Linked DNA regions of Homo sapiens: region 1 is linked to region 2. Evidence: read pairs that join two places in POLR2A ChIA-PET (ENCODE). Cell type or tissue: GM12878. All regions are shown on one strand. Each heading gives the region's core, and the rest is flanking DNA. Links, peaks and the distances in the headings are about the cores only.

Evidence for each region. Peaks named below come from ENCODE experiments on the same cell type or tissue, not always from the same donor. Only the 100,000 strongest peaks of a DNase experiment are listed, where the experiment ranks them.
Region 1: POLR2A ChIA-PET joins it to region 2 with 6 read pairs; 3 of 35 experiments call an interaction of 5 or more read pairs at or near these places.

What each region holds. Positions count from the first base shown.
Region 1 is chr13:46,579,560-46,585,685 of GRCh38, forward strand. All of the region lies in intron 1 of LRCH1 (leucine rich repeats and calponin homology domain containing 1), which reads left to right. Among named protein-coding and RNA genes, the nearest start is that of LRCH1, 29 kb to the left of the region's middle. In GM12878, for the core only: no CTCF peak of the experiment used is centred there; a DNase peak (open chromatin) is centred at 1,052; H3K4me3 peaks cover 842 bases; H3K27ac peaks cover 3,283 bases.
Region 2 is chr13:46,748,936-46,755,061 of GRCh38, forward strand. It overlaps a transcript of LRCH1 not described here. Among named protein-coding and RNA genes, the nearest start is that of ESD, 45 kb to the right of the region's middle. In GM12878, for the core only: a CTCF peak has its summit at 3,234; a DNase peak (open chromatin) is centred at 2,966.

The sequences.
Region 1 (6,126 bases), core at 661-5,660, 170 kb before region 2:
AGGGTTACCAGCTCTTTTCTTGGAGTTTAACACTCTCAATCTGATAATATGAATAACACCTCAATAACCACAACAAGAGCGGATCATCTTCAGTATCTTTCCTGAATTACCTTTTGGCTTTTCACCACCTTGTTTGTCCGTTTCAGAGTTTGTCTTTCTGTAAAATCATGGGAAGGCATCTGATTACTTTGTTCTTGATGTACCTGAGTAATGCGAACATCTGAATAATTGAACAAAAATCTTGTTTAAACAAAACTTTTGTTTCAGAAGCATCTGTCAAATTGTTAGTCATCTGACAATTTAAAATGTCAAAGCAAGAGTTGGCTGATCTTAACCTTAGCCTTGTCACATTATTAACTTCATGGAGCTTCAGAGTAACTTGAGAAGACTTGCAGTCTGTACCTGAAAAAGCCAGGTTTAGAAAGTGGCTCATGAAGAAGTAAAACCTCTCAGTCAAGTGGAATGTGCAAGGGAACCCCTAGGAGCATTTTGGCATGAACATTTCTTTTGAGTTTCTAGCCCAAGACCTCTTTATAACATTTGTTCCTCTCCCAGGTCCTCCTCCTACTGCCTCTAATTTTTAAATAAGTTCTGTTTAACTCATTTTTGGATAATAAGCTAGCTCTGAGAAAGCTTGGTAGAACTATTTTCACTGAAGGAGTTCTAAAACTGATCATATCTCTTGTCATCAAATTATAACCTGACTGTTGCCTGTTATCTGAAATTCTAAGATAGTGAAGAGAGTTATTTTACTTTTTCTTGTAGGGCCCTTCTGTCATTACTTCCTTGCTAGAATCCTATGTGTGATAATGAGGGAATGAAATTATCCAAAGGGTAATTTGCAGTATGCATCCTACCCAGCAGTTGAAACTACTGCAGCGAAACTGCAAGGAAACCTAACCCATGTTTTCTTGTAATGCTACCCTTTGGGGGTCATGCATGCTGCTTTCTGCTCCAACAGTCTTAACGTGGGAATTGGGGACACTTACTTTTTGACCTGGAACAAATCTCTAAGACTCGTAAGCCACCAATTGATTCACCTTTTGTAGCAGGGCTTGTATGACAAACTCTTTTGTGAGAACAAAAGGAAAGTCCCTTCCCTTTTTGCCATTCTTGTTCTGTAGATTAATTAGCAAAGACGTAGTGGAGAAATGTGTCACTTGCAAGACATTTCTGGCACGGAGTGGACCAAGTGGAAATGCTTAAATGTGTTGCAGGGATATCAAAGGGACTGAGCTTTTGGAACAAAGAGGAACAGAGCCCAAAGGACAGTTGGTACAAATTACACAATTTTCAGTTGGTTCTAATAAAGTTCTAGGAAAAGGGGCTTATGCACAAAGGCTGAGCTCTTGCCTCTGTTGTTCTTCAAATCCAAAATGTCATTAAAATACTAGTAGTGGTTGTCATATTTTAATAACATTTTGGATTTGAAGTGTGTAGCTGAAACTTACTCTTTGTTAATGGATGTATCACTGGGTGAGCTTCTAGACTGCCTCACCAATGGATCTAGCATTACCTTGGTTAATGAAATAAGGTAAAACACAGTCCCTGTGTACCAGAAAGCAGGTTCATGTGTCAGCTGCATCATGTCATTTGGAACTTTGCAGGTGTGGTTTTCCTTTGCTCCTTCAATCTCCTCATTTCTTTCATTGCCTGGATGAAGCCCCTGCAACAGGAGAGCTTTTGCCTCCTCTGCCTCACCTCAGCCCCCTAGACCTCTGTGTGCAACTGGAGTATGGTGTTAAGTGAGCCTGGAGCAGTCTTAGGAAAAGGCTTCAAGTGAGGCTAGGTGGGAAGGCCTGGGACAGAAATAAATTCAAAACAACAACCAAAGAACTGATAGGTGGAATAAAAGAAGTGGGACAGAAAAGATTCAAAGGTGGGAATTGAAAGAGAGAGGTACAGTAAGAATAGCTGGCGTCCAGTGAACATGTACAGTGGACCATGCACAGTTCCAAGCACGTTCGATTTATTATTTCATCTAAGACTCACGAGAACTCTATAAGACAAAGGTCTGACATTCTCATCCCCGTGTTAGATGTGAGGAATCTGGAGCACAAATGTGTAAGTAATTTTTCTGTTGAGAAATGGACCTATCAGGGGTTGAACCCAAGCAGTTTGCCTCCAGTTAATGTCCTTCGCCACTTTATATTGAACTGAGAAAAGGCGGGACAAAAGTCACAACCAAAGGTGGCTTTGGCCTTCAGAATATTCCACCTACTGCCATCAATATTCCACCTTCTCAAGCCCACATGCTCCTGTTTCTTTTTTTGTCCCCCCATTCCATAATTAATCATCCTTGCAATAAAAGAGACTTTTGGAAATTATTTTGGGAAAATGAAGTCTTTGGGAGGCCAAGGTGGGTGGATCACTTGAGGTCAGGAGTTTTAGGCCACCCTGGCCAATATGGCGAAACCCCCTTTGTACTAAAAATTCAAAAATTAGCCGGGCGTGCTGGTGTGTGCCTGTAGTCCCAGCTACTTGGGAGGCTGAGGCAGGAGAATCGCTTGAACCTGGGAGGCGGAGTTTGCAGTGAGCCGAAATCATGCCACAGCACTCCAGCCTGGGCGGCAGAGAGAGACTCCATCTCAAAAAAAAAAAAAAAAAGAAAGAAAGAAAATGAAGGGTATAGCTGAAATCTGCTCATTTCATGATCTTGACAATTTAAAAAACCTGATTGCTGTTGCAGTAGGACTGTTTAAAAAAGGAAAGAGAAAAATATATTTTTAAAAATCTGAGCATGTTGAAAGACACAAAGGACCTTTGTTACAAGTCACTCCTACCAATGGAAGAACAACCGTTGCTCTCATCTTTTTTTTTTTTTTTTTTTTTTGGTCATTTCATCTCTCCAGTGGCTGAGATCAATAAGAGATGCTCTATGGTTGCTTTTGAGTTCCTTTGGATGTCTTAATGAAGGGATGAACATATTGTTTTTTTTTTTTGACACAGGGTCTCATTCTGTCACTCCCTGCTGGAGTGCAGTGACACAATCTTAGCTCACTGTAGCCTTGACCTCCCGGGCTCAGGTGATCCTCCCACCTTAGCCTCCTGAGTGGCTGGGACCACAGGCACGCACCACCATGCCCAGCTTTTTTTTTTTTTTTTTTTTTTTTGTATTTTTAGTAGAGACGGGGTCTCAACATGTTGCCCAGGCTGGTCTTGAACTTCTCAGATCAAGCCATCTGCTTGCCTCGGCCTCCCAGAGTGCTGGGATTATAGGTATTCGCCGCTGTGCCCAGCCACATATTGCTTTTGATGTAGTTAAACAGTTAACTGCTACCAAGCTCTTCACAGAGGTTACTGGGCTCAGGAATAAAAAGGCTTCTACTCCAAATCTGGTAGCACCTTGCACCACAAAGACTTGCTCTCTCAGTAAGAAAACAAATGGCAGTTCTATATATAGTCAAGAGTGGAGGCAGGAAAAGACTACATTTCTGAAAAATGTGTTCCCAAGAAATCCATGTTAATCAATGTCAGAGACCATCCAGTTTTTATATATTGCAGTCTCAAGAAATATTCTGCCACAGATTCTCTAAGGACTGATCATAAAACACAAAACCTTTTTATCTTTTGTAAGTTTGTCAGTTCTAACATTAAATGCTTAATTTTGACAGTTACCAAAACAAGTCGATTCTAGCTTTCCTTTTTTAAAGTTTCAGGTGAAATTTGCTATAATCTCATGTCCATCCTCATTCAGGCATGCTGAAAGCACTAATATTCTGTTTGCTTTTGAGTGCTAAAGAAATATAGCCCATGAGATTACTGGCCAAATTGAAAAGAATGAGGCTTATTGTACCAAGATATCTTTCTTGATAAATTAAGTCAATGATCTATTTCCTGCACTAGAGGTCTTGATTGGGTATGTCATAGCGTAATTTTGTTTGCCTTCTGAGGCACACCTATTCTCTTGCTCTTTAACTTGGAAAGCTCCTAACTCAGAAGCCACTCTGTGAACATATGGCTCCAAAGATTGCTTCAGATTCCTGGCTGCCTGTGCTAATGTCAGTACTCACCTTTGGACAGGATATCTAATTTTTAGATTCTAGACAGTTGAAAGTAACTAACCTCTCTAGGTTTTTCTTCTGTTTCCTAGAGTAAATGTTATCAATGTGATTTAATCTGACTAGATTACTATACATTTTTGAACGTAATCATTTATTTGTGTTTATATTATTTGCTCTTGTTTCAGCTACGGAATTTTTCTATTTTTTTTTTTTTTGAGACAGTGTGTCACTGTGTCCCCCAGGCTGGAGTGCAGTGGCGCAATCTCCGCTCACTGCAACCTCCGCCTCTCAGGTTCAAGCAATTCTCCTGCCTCAGCCTCCCAAGTAGCTGGGATTACAGGCGTGAGCCACTGCGCCCAGCCAAGGAATTTTGCTTTCTTTAGTCAGCTAGATTTTAAACTCCACGAGGTCAGGAAACTTACTTTTCACACGTTTTTCCTTCTTATAGAATAATATTTTCTCGATATGTTTTAGAGGTGGTATTTTATAGGCAGTGGTTAAAGACTGAAAACTTTAACCACTTTAAACTCTGAAATTCTAGGCAATGGGATTTGTACTGAAAGACATAGGATAATTATGACACTTCAATTATAGTCCGTTCAATTCACCACTGGGGTGGTTCTAAGTTTAGTTCATGGTGGCTTTCTCCCAGGAAATCTAAAGTACTTTACATATATAGCTCCATTGTTTCTCATAGCATGCAACCTTAACCCAGTGTTTTCACATGTGATTTGAGAGCTCGATACCCAAATTATGGTCCATGCACCAGCAGCACCGGCATCACCTAGGAGCTGGTGGGAAATGCAGGCTCTCAGGCCTCACCCAAGGCCTCATGAATCAGAGTCTGTATTTTAACAAGATTTCGGGTGATCTGTGTGCACATTACAGTTTGAAGAGATAAGACACCAAAGTTAACTATTTTTCCTGTTATCACATGGCAAGTAGATCTCCAGTCCTGAGTCTGGGTTGCATAGCTTGTGATGTTGATGTTGCAAAGATGCAGGTGCCTTCTTTTCCCATGATGATGCAGAGCCCCCTCAGCTCCTGTTGGAGCCTGTGATGGTCTCTACACTCCGTGTTTTTCTTCTTAGGCTCTTTATCTGTACCTGCGTTGCTTTTGTCCCTTAAGGTTTTGTCCCTTTGATTTCCTCTTAAGTGCTCTGAACTTAATCATTTTTTGTTTCTTAATTTTAACATGGCCATTTCAGTCTGATGACAGTTTTATAATCAAAACCCACATGCAATCGATTAATAATGTTTTATAAAGCAACAGTTGCTACGAAAAAAAGTGGATCTTCCTGAGATGAGGCTATATGTAAAATATGGATGGAATTTGTATGCCAATTGGGAACTGATGGAGAAATGTATTTTGGTCTGACATAAAAGTTCCTTTCTCAAACTACTTTCATACAACTAAGCAATGAAAGAGCAGAGAATTCTCAACTTGCTTCACTACTGGAAAGTAAAGGGAAATTTATGGGGGTAATAGTGACATTGAGAAGTAGTTCTTTAAAGAACTGCATTTTTCATAGGTAACTGGAAACATTTCCAGCTTTGAAAATGAACAGATATCTTTTTCTCTCATGTTTAGTAAGGCTTTAGAAATGAGTAGGAACAATTTGGTAGAATTTCTTACCTGTATTTCAAAACATGCTGAGTCTACTTGTTAAGTAAGATGTTTTAAAAGCATTTGGTCCTTGGAATTCTGCTACTCATAAGAATGCATTTCTAGAGCCGGGCGTGGTGGCTCACGCCTGTAATCCCAGCACTTTGGGAGGCCGAGGCAGGCGGATCACGAGGTCAGGAGATCAAGACCATTCTCGCTAACACGGTGAAACCACGTCTCTACTAAAAATACAAAAAATTAGCCAGGCATAGTGGTGGGCGCCTGTAGTCCCAGCTACTCGTGAATCTGGGAGGCGGAGCTTTCAGTGAGCAGAGATCATGCCACTGCACTCCAGCCTGGGCGACAGAGCGAGACTGCATCTCAAAAAAAAAAAAAAAAAAACAAAAAAACGCATTTCTATAACCTGCACCGATTTTGTAGAAATTAGTGTGATCTGAAGCTAGTTGTCCTGAATATGCTTTATGTAAATATGTGTGGCTCACTCAAGTAATTTTC
Region 2 (6,126 bases), core at 440-5,439:
GACATTTGAGACAGTGGAACAAGTTATTGGAGATGTCATGTCATGTCCTTTGAAAGTCTTTTAAGCACAGAGTGCCTGTGTCTCCGGTAATTTTTGGAGAGTTCTGCATTGAGGCAGCAAGAAGATCTGGTTCCTCAAGCAAGTGTCACGTGGAAGGAAGCCCTTCCTTGCAGAGCACACCAATTGGCTTCCTGCTGAACAGTGACTCCATCACCTAGGGCTGGATGCAGATCCCACTTAAACTCTCCTTCAAAACAGCGCTACTCAGCCTTAAAAAGAAGGAAATCCTGTCATTTGCAACAACATGGATGAACCTAGACGATATTATGCTAAGTAAAATAAGCCAGGCACTGACAGACAAATACTGCGTGACCTCACTAATACGTGGAATCTAAAAACGTTGAATTCACAAAAGCAGAGAGTAGAATGGTGGTTACCAGGGGCTGGGTGGGGAGGTGGGGATAGGAAGATATTGGTCAAAGGATACAAAATGGTGACTATAGTTCATCATAATGTATTTTATACTTGAAAATTGATAAAAGACTCTATTTTAAGTGTTCTTACCAAAAAATAAGTATCTGAGATAATGGATATGATAATTAGCTTGACTTAGCCATTCCACAATGTATACTTTTATCAAAATATCATGCTGGACACCATAAATAAATACAATTTTTTTTTTCCTGTCAAAGAAAAGAAAAAAGAAAAAGTAAACATTGGGCTGTGGAAAACACACTGTCATCAAGTAGATAAAAGAATATTTGCCGTGGTGTCTTTTTCCAGCCAAGGAGACACACCCTGGAAGAAGATTCTCTTGAATGATATCAGACCAGGGTGAAATAACAAAGGTGGAAAATTATTTCATTGTGTTATTCTGTAAACTGGTTTGTGGAGCATGAAAGGTTCTGCACACAAGGAGGGACTCACGCTTACTGTTTTTCTTAAATAGTATGTCCTGGACATTTCCCAAGAGCAAAAATGCAGCATGAGAGAGTAGCAGGACATATGTGTCTTTGACAGTTTTATGAAAGAGTCTTGAAAGGGAGGCTATTGAGGGCTGTAGTTATAATTACCAATTTATAAAGACTGTTCATAAACCATGAAGAAAGGCTGCCAGTCCACCCACTTGCCTGCGTTCCAGAGGTCACAGGAAGTAAAATGAACTCAATGAAGTTCTATGGTCAGTATAACAATGTGTGGTCGGTACAAATGAATATTTGAGTGCCTTTAAAATGTGTCAGGGGCTATTTGCAGTTTTGCTTTATAAAAATAGAAGCTATTATATTCTTGGTGTATGCTCTCTGACTGACTCTGTAGCTCAGTTATTTAGTGTAAAACTTTCTTAAATATTTAGATCTGCAGACTTCATGGTGATTAGGAGCCTTTTTGAAACAAACTGCATGTGTGAAAAATCATTATTTTCTCTGCAAACATAGAAAAGGTCTTTGCAGTAGGTTGAAAGCAAAGGAAGGAGCTTGGTGTAGGTGATCAAACAGGCATACTAGAGTATTCAACCTAACTTTGATGTCATCAACGATGTAGCAGGATTTTACAATGAGAGTACAATCATCTAAAAATTGATGTTTTATTCTTTTTCCTTTTAGGAAAAGCTATGTCTCCCCCACCACATCCTTGAAGAAAAAGGCCTGGTCAAAGTGGGCATTACCATTCAAGCATTACTAGACATCACCGTAACGAAGGCTCTGTTCACATGAAACTACCCCTTCTCCATTGGGGGCTCAGACTCTGCTCTCATCCAGGATCCTGAACTCTGCTCCAGGCACCTGTTCAACCCTCTCTCCCACCCACTGCCTGTCACTTCACTGACTCCAGTTACATTGAAACAATTTTCAGTCTAAGGGAGGATTTTCTACCTTTCAGAGCTGACCTCCGACTTTAAGACTTGACAGGTATTTATCTTGAAACCAGAGAGGGAGCTGGAGGAAAAAAAAACTGAGCAGCACATCAATGCCTTTTCCACCCTCCTTCATCCTTTCCACACTCACCGACTGCCATTACCAAAACGCCAAGCACAACCGTTTTGCAGCAAGACGCATTCGTTTTATTAAAACCAAACTCGTTATGTATTTAGTGGGGGGAGGGGGGCACAATCAGGTTTTTCACCACCAAATTTTTCGAGAGGTTTCTTGAGACCATTGCCTTTTAAAAAACTATTTTCGACATACAAAATATTTATATAAATATTATTTATTAGTGAGTTGTTATTCATCCTTTGGATGCAAATTGTAAATTAGGAAACTATTTTATTACTGCTTTTTTGTGGTTAAACACTTTATTTTAATATAAATGTTGAGTTATTTTCTATCCTCTTTGGTGTGCGGTAGTTTAGGTCTCAGTAATGTTTCTGGTATATATGATTCCAAAAAAAAGCGAAAAACAGGTGCTTTTAGGACACAACTTTTCTGGGGAGGCAATATTGACACTTTGGTTTGTGGAACGTTGGTCTTATTTATATTTCTGCATTCCATCCAGTTTCCTACATTCCAGCAGCCCTCTGTCCCCCAATATAATGAACTGACTAAAATCAAGAGAGCACCCCAAAGTTATTTGTAAATAGCTGTGATGGAAAAAAAAAAGACATATTAAACTTGAAGCTAAAATGTGAACAATTATTTTTTGGATTCATACTTCTTTTGCTATGCACAAAACATTCACGTTTTAACACAAAGAAATAATAAGTGTTAGCATCGTGTGTCTTGAAGTATACTTTTGCACTGTAACTTGGGTTACGTTAAAGAGAGCTTAGCACCAAAGGTAGATAATGAAGAAATGGCATAGGAAAGTGGAGATGATAAAAAGTTGATTGTTGAACCAAAAAGGGTTTGAAGGGAAGCTTCGACTGAGTATCAGAAATTACTTAAGGCACATAGGACCTGAATCAGGAAACCAGCACTTCTTACAACTGCCAGTTTTAAAAGAGGAAATGATTCTGAGATGTGCTCATTTTATTTTAATTTGGTGGTTGGTGGTTTTCCAAGTAGTCTGTAAAATCCTGCAAGATTCACAGTCTCTGGTGTGAAACCTCAGAAGTGAGTCGTTGTGAGCCTGTGGGCAGCACCACCAAGGCAGGCTAAGGGGAGGGTGCAGTAAGTGGAGTTTGTGAGGCTGAGTGGCTGAGGAGGGAGCAAGTGCAACAAAATAGGGCTAGAGAAGAACCAGCCAAGGAGTGGAACCCATGCTGCTCTCAGAGATTCACGGAACACGGCAGCCTTCTGCAGGCAGTTCCATGCATGTGCACTCACGCTGCAATCACAGATGTCCCAGTAATTAACCTTTCTAAGTCTTGTGAATGCTGACTGCACTTTCACCTCCTCGAAAAGCCATTGGAAGTTTTTAGAGCAGCAGCAGCCACAGTTTGTAAGACAAATGTAGAGGGGGACGCAAAAGAAAAGACACCACCAGGAGGAGGATTCAGTGTGCAGTCAGCACAGACCAACATCAACCAAGGCAATGGCTGCCCTCCACTCTTGGGAAGATGGGGGGAGGTTTCTGAAAACGGAAATTTGGATTGGCAGCTAGCAGTTATTTCCTATCAGATGTACTGTGCACTTTAACCTAACTTAAAATGTATTTTAATATTTTTCTGTACTGCACAAATACCTGTTTTGTCAAATAGCATAATGATGTAAAGAAACATTTTGGACAAAGAGTGTATACAATTTAAGCAACATTCAAAGGTTGACTATATAAGTAGGAGTTTAGCCTGCTGCACCTTCACGGGCATTCAGAATGCGGGGTCCTGAAATATTTTCTTACGTGTATATATGGTAGCATGAAGCTTTGTAATCATTGTTTTGAGAGATTTTTTTTTCAAAATTAAAGTATTTCTTTTGATATTAATTTTTATTATTTTCTTGAAGTTGGTTGTGTAATGTAAATGGCTTCAGTCTTCTGTAAAATTGCTTTTTTTTCTTTTAAATGCAGTCCTTCTATGGCTAAGACGTCTTCAAGATCCTTGTACACTGTTTATATGTGCAATAAAATGCATGGCCAGCTGACAGTATCGTCAGTGGACAGAATGTATATAGTGCAAATATCCTTCCTTTTATTATTTAACAGCCATTAAAATCTTGGATTTGTACAAACCACTTTGTGATTGACTTACCCATCAAAAAGGTTGACCCCGGTCACACACACACACACACACACACACACACACATCATAGGGTGTCATTGCTGAAACAGATTGTAGCAATCATGTATATTTATGTATATGTGCACATAATATGTATATGTTATATGTATGTATGGCTGGGTGTGTATAAAATTTGGAGAAAGAATATATAGTAATGCATCATGTGACAACAGGGATATATCTGAGAAACGTGTCATTAGGTGATTTCGTCATTGTGCAAACATCATAGAGTATATTTACACACTTAGTATAGCCGACCACACACCTAGGCTATGTGGCCTATTGCTCCCAGGACGCAAACCTGCACAGCATGATACTATACTGAATAATGTAGGCTGTTGTAACACAATGGTAAGTATTTGTGTATCTAAACATAGTTAAACATTGGAAAGGTACAGTAAAAATATGGTATTATATAATCTTCGGAGACCACTGTTGTATATTTAGTTCATCATTGACCAAAATGTTGTTATGTGTACATGACTGTATATTCATGTATAGCTATCAGAAGAATGACTCTATCCATCTATCTGTCGATAACACACACACACACACACACACACACACACCCCTCAGGATACTCTTTTTTTCTCCCAAACTAAAACTTATAGCGTAACATAACAGGAGTAACAAATTTGCTATGATGGATTTGGAGTTCAGGTGAAAGCATGGATTCAGGACCCCTACTTGTTTTTTGGGCATATTTGAGAACACTTAAGATTTCTTGGCCCATGTTGTGAAAACCACAGAATCTGGGCCTCCCTCCTCAACTGTGGTATCTGACACCCAGAGAATGAAATGGTTGCCTTGATTACACCACTAGATCTGGGCCAGTCTTGTTTTCCTCACAGGGCTAGCCTACCTTTGGTAGACAGCAGCTGCTTTGAGAAATTCAAGTGAATATAGTAACATCATTTCCACGTTCTCACCCCACCCCACCCCACATAAAATACACACAGACCCGAAACTGCTAGCCTGAGCAGGGCCTTCAGGGAGCAGTATCAGGACCTCTGCATTTAAGATCCTCATTTACTGAGTCAAGACACTCTGTACATGGCCCATGGTGTTTTCCTTTGAGGCGCTGCAACTGTGCCAAATCCCAAAATCTTTTAGTTGTCCCTCTGCATATTACAGAAGTCCAGCTCTTCACAGACACTTTCCATCTTAAACTTGCTGGAGCAACAGGGAAACGCGTAATTTATTGAGTAGCTACTGTGGGTCGAGTGTTGTATCTCAGCTGTGTGCCCCATTAGAACAAGGCTGCTTGTCTGTTTTGTTCTTTGCTGAATCGCCAATGCCTAGAACAGTGCAGCAGTGTCTACTGAAGAGGTGAAATAAACTTTACACACATTAGCTCAAAAACTTACATAACCCTGTAAGGAAGAGATTTGTAGTGGACACCAAGGGACTGTTCACCTAACACCACATACTCCTAGGAGTAGGAACTGCTCCTGCCTCATATACCACAAAGATTTGTGGCCCATACATAGCACTGCCCACCTGGCTATGGTTCATCCATTCAGGAGCTGCACCTTCCTCACAATTGACTTGCAAGTCTCTTCTTTGGGATTTTAATTCTTTTCCTGGTGACCGAAGACAGAAGACATAAAACCTACAAAAGATCTAGGGAGAAACTGGCCTACAGAAAGACAGAGGCACAAGAGACAGCAAAAAAAACCCTGAAGTTTGGGTCCAGTAAGAAAGAAATCCTGTATTTCTGAAGCCCAGGTAGTTAAATCTTTCATGAGTACTTCCAAGAGGCTACAACTTTTGCATAAAATCAGTTTCAGCTGGGCTTCTCTCAGCTCTAATTAAGAATGCAAACTAATGAGTAGAAGCTGAGACTCAGTTGTTCAGGTAATCTGTTCAAGGTCACAGCAGGTAAGAAAGAGTCAGATAGAGGCTCAGCTAGGTCAGGTCTGTACCCTCACTGAAGAGAAGGGCTTCCCAGCAGAGTTGACTCCATTGAA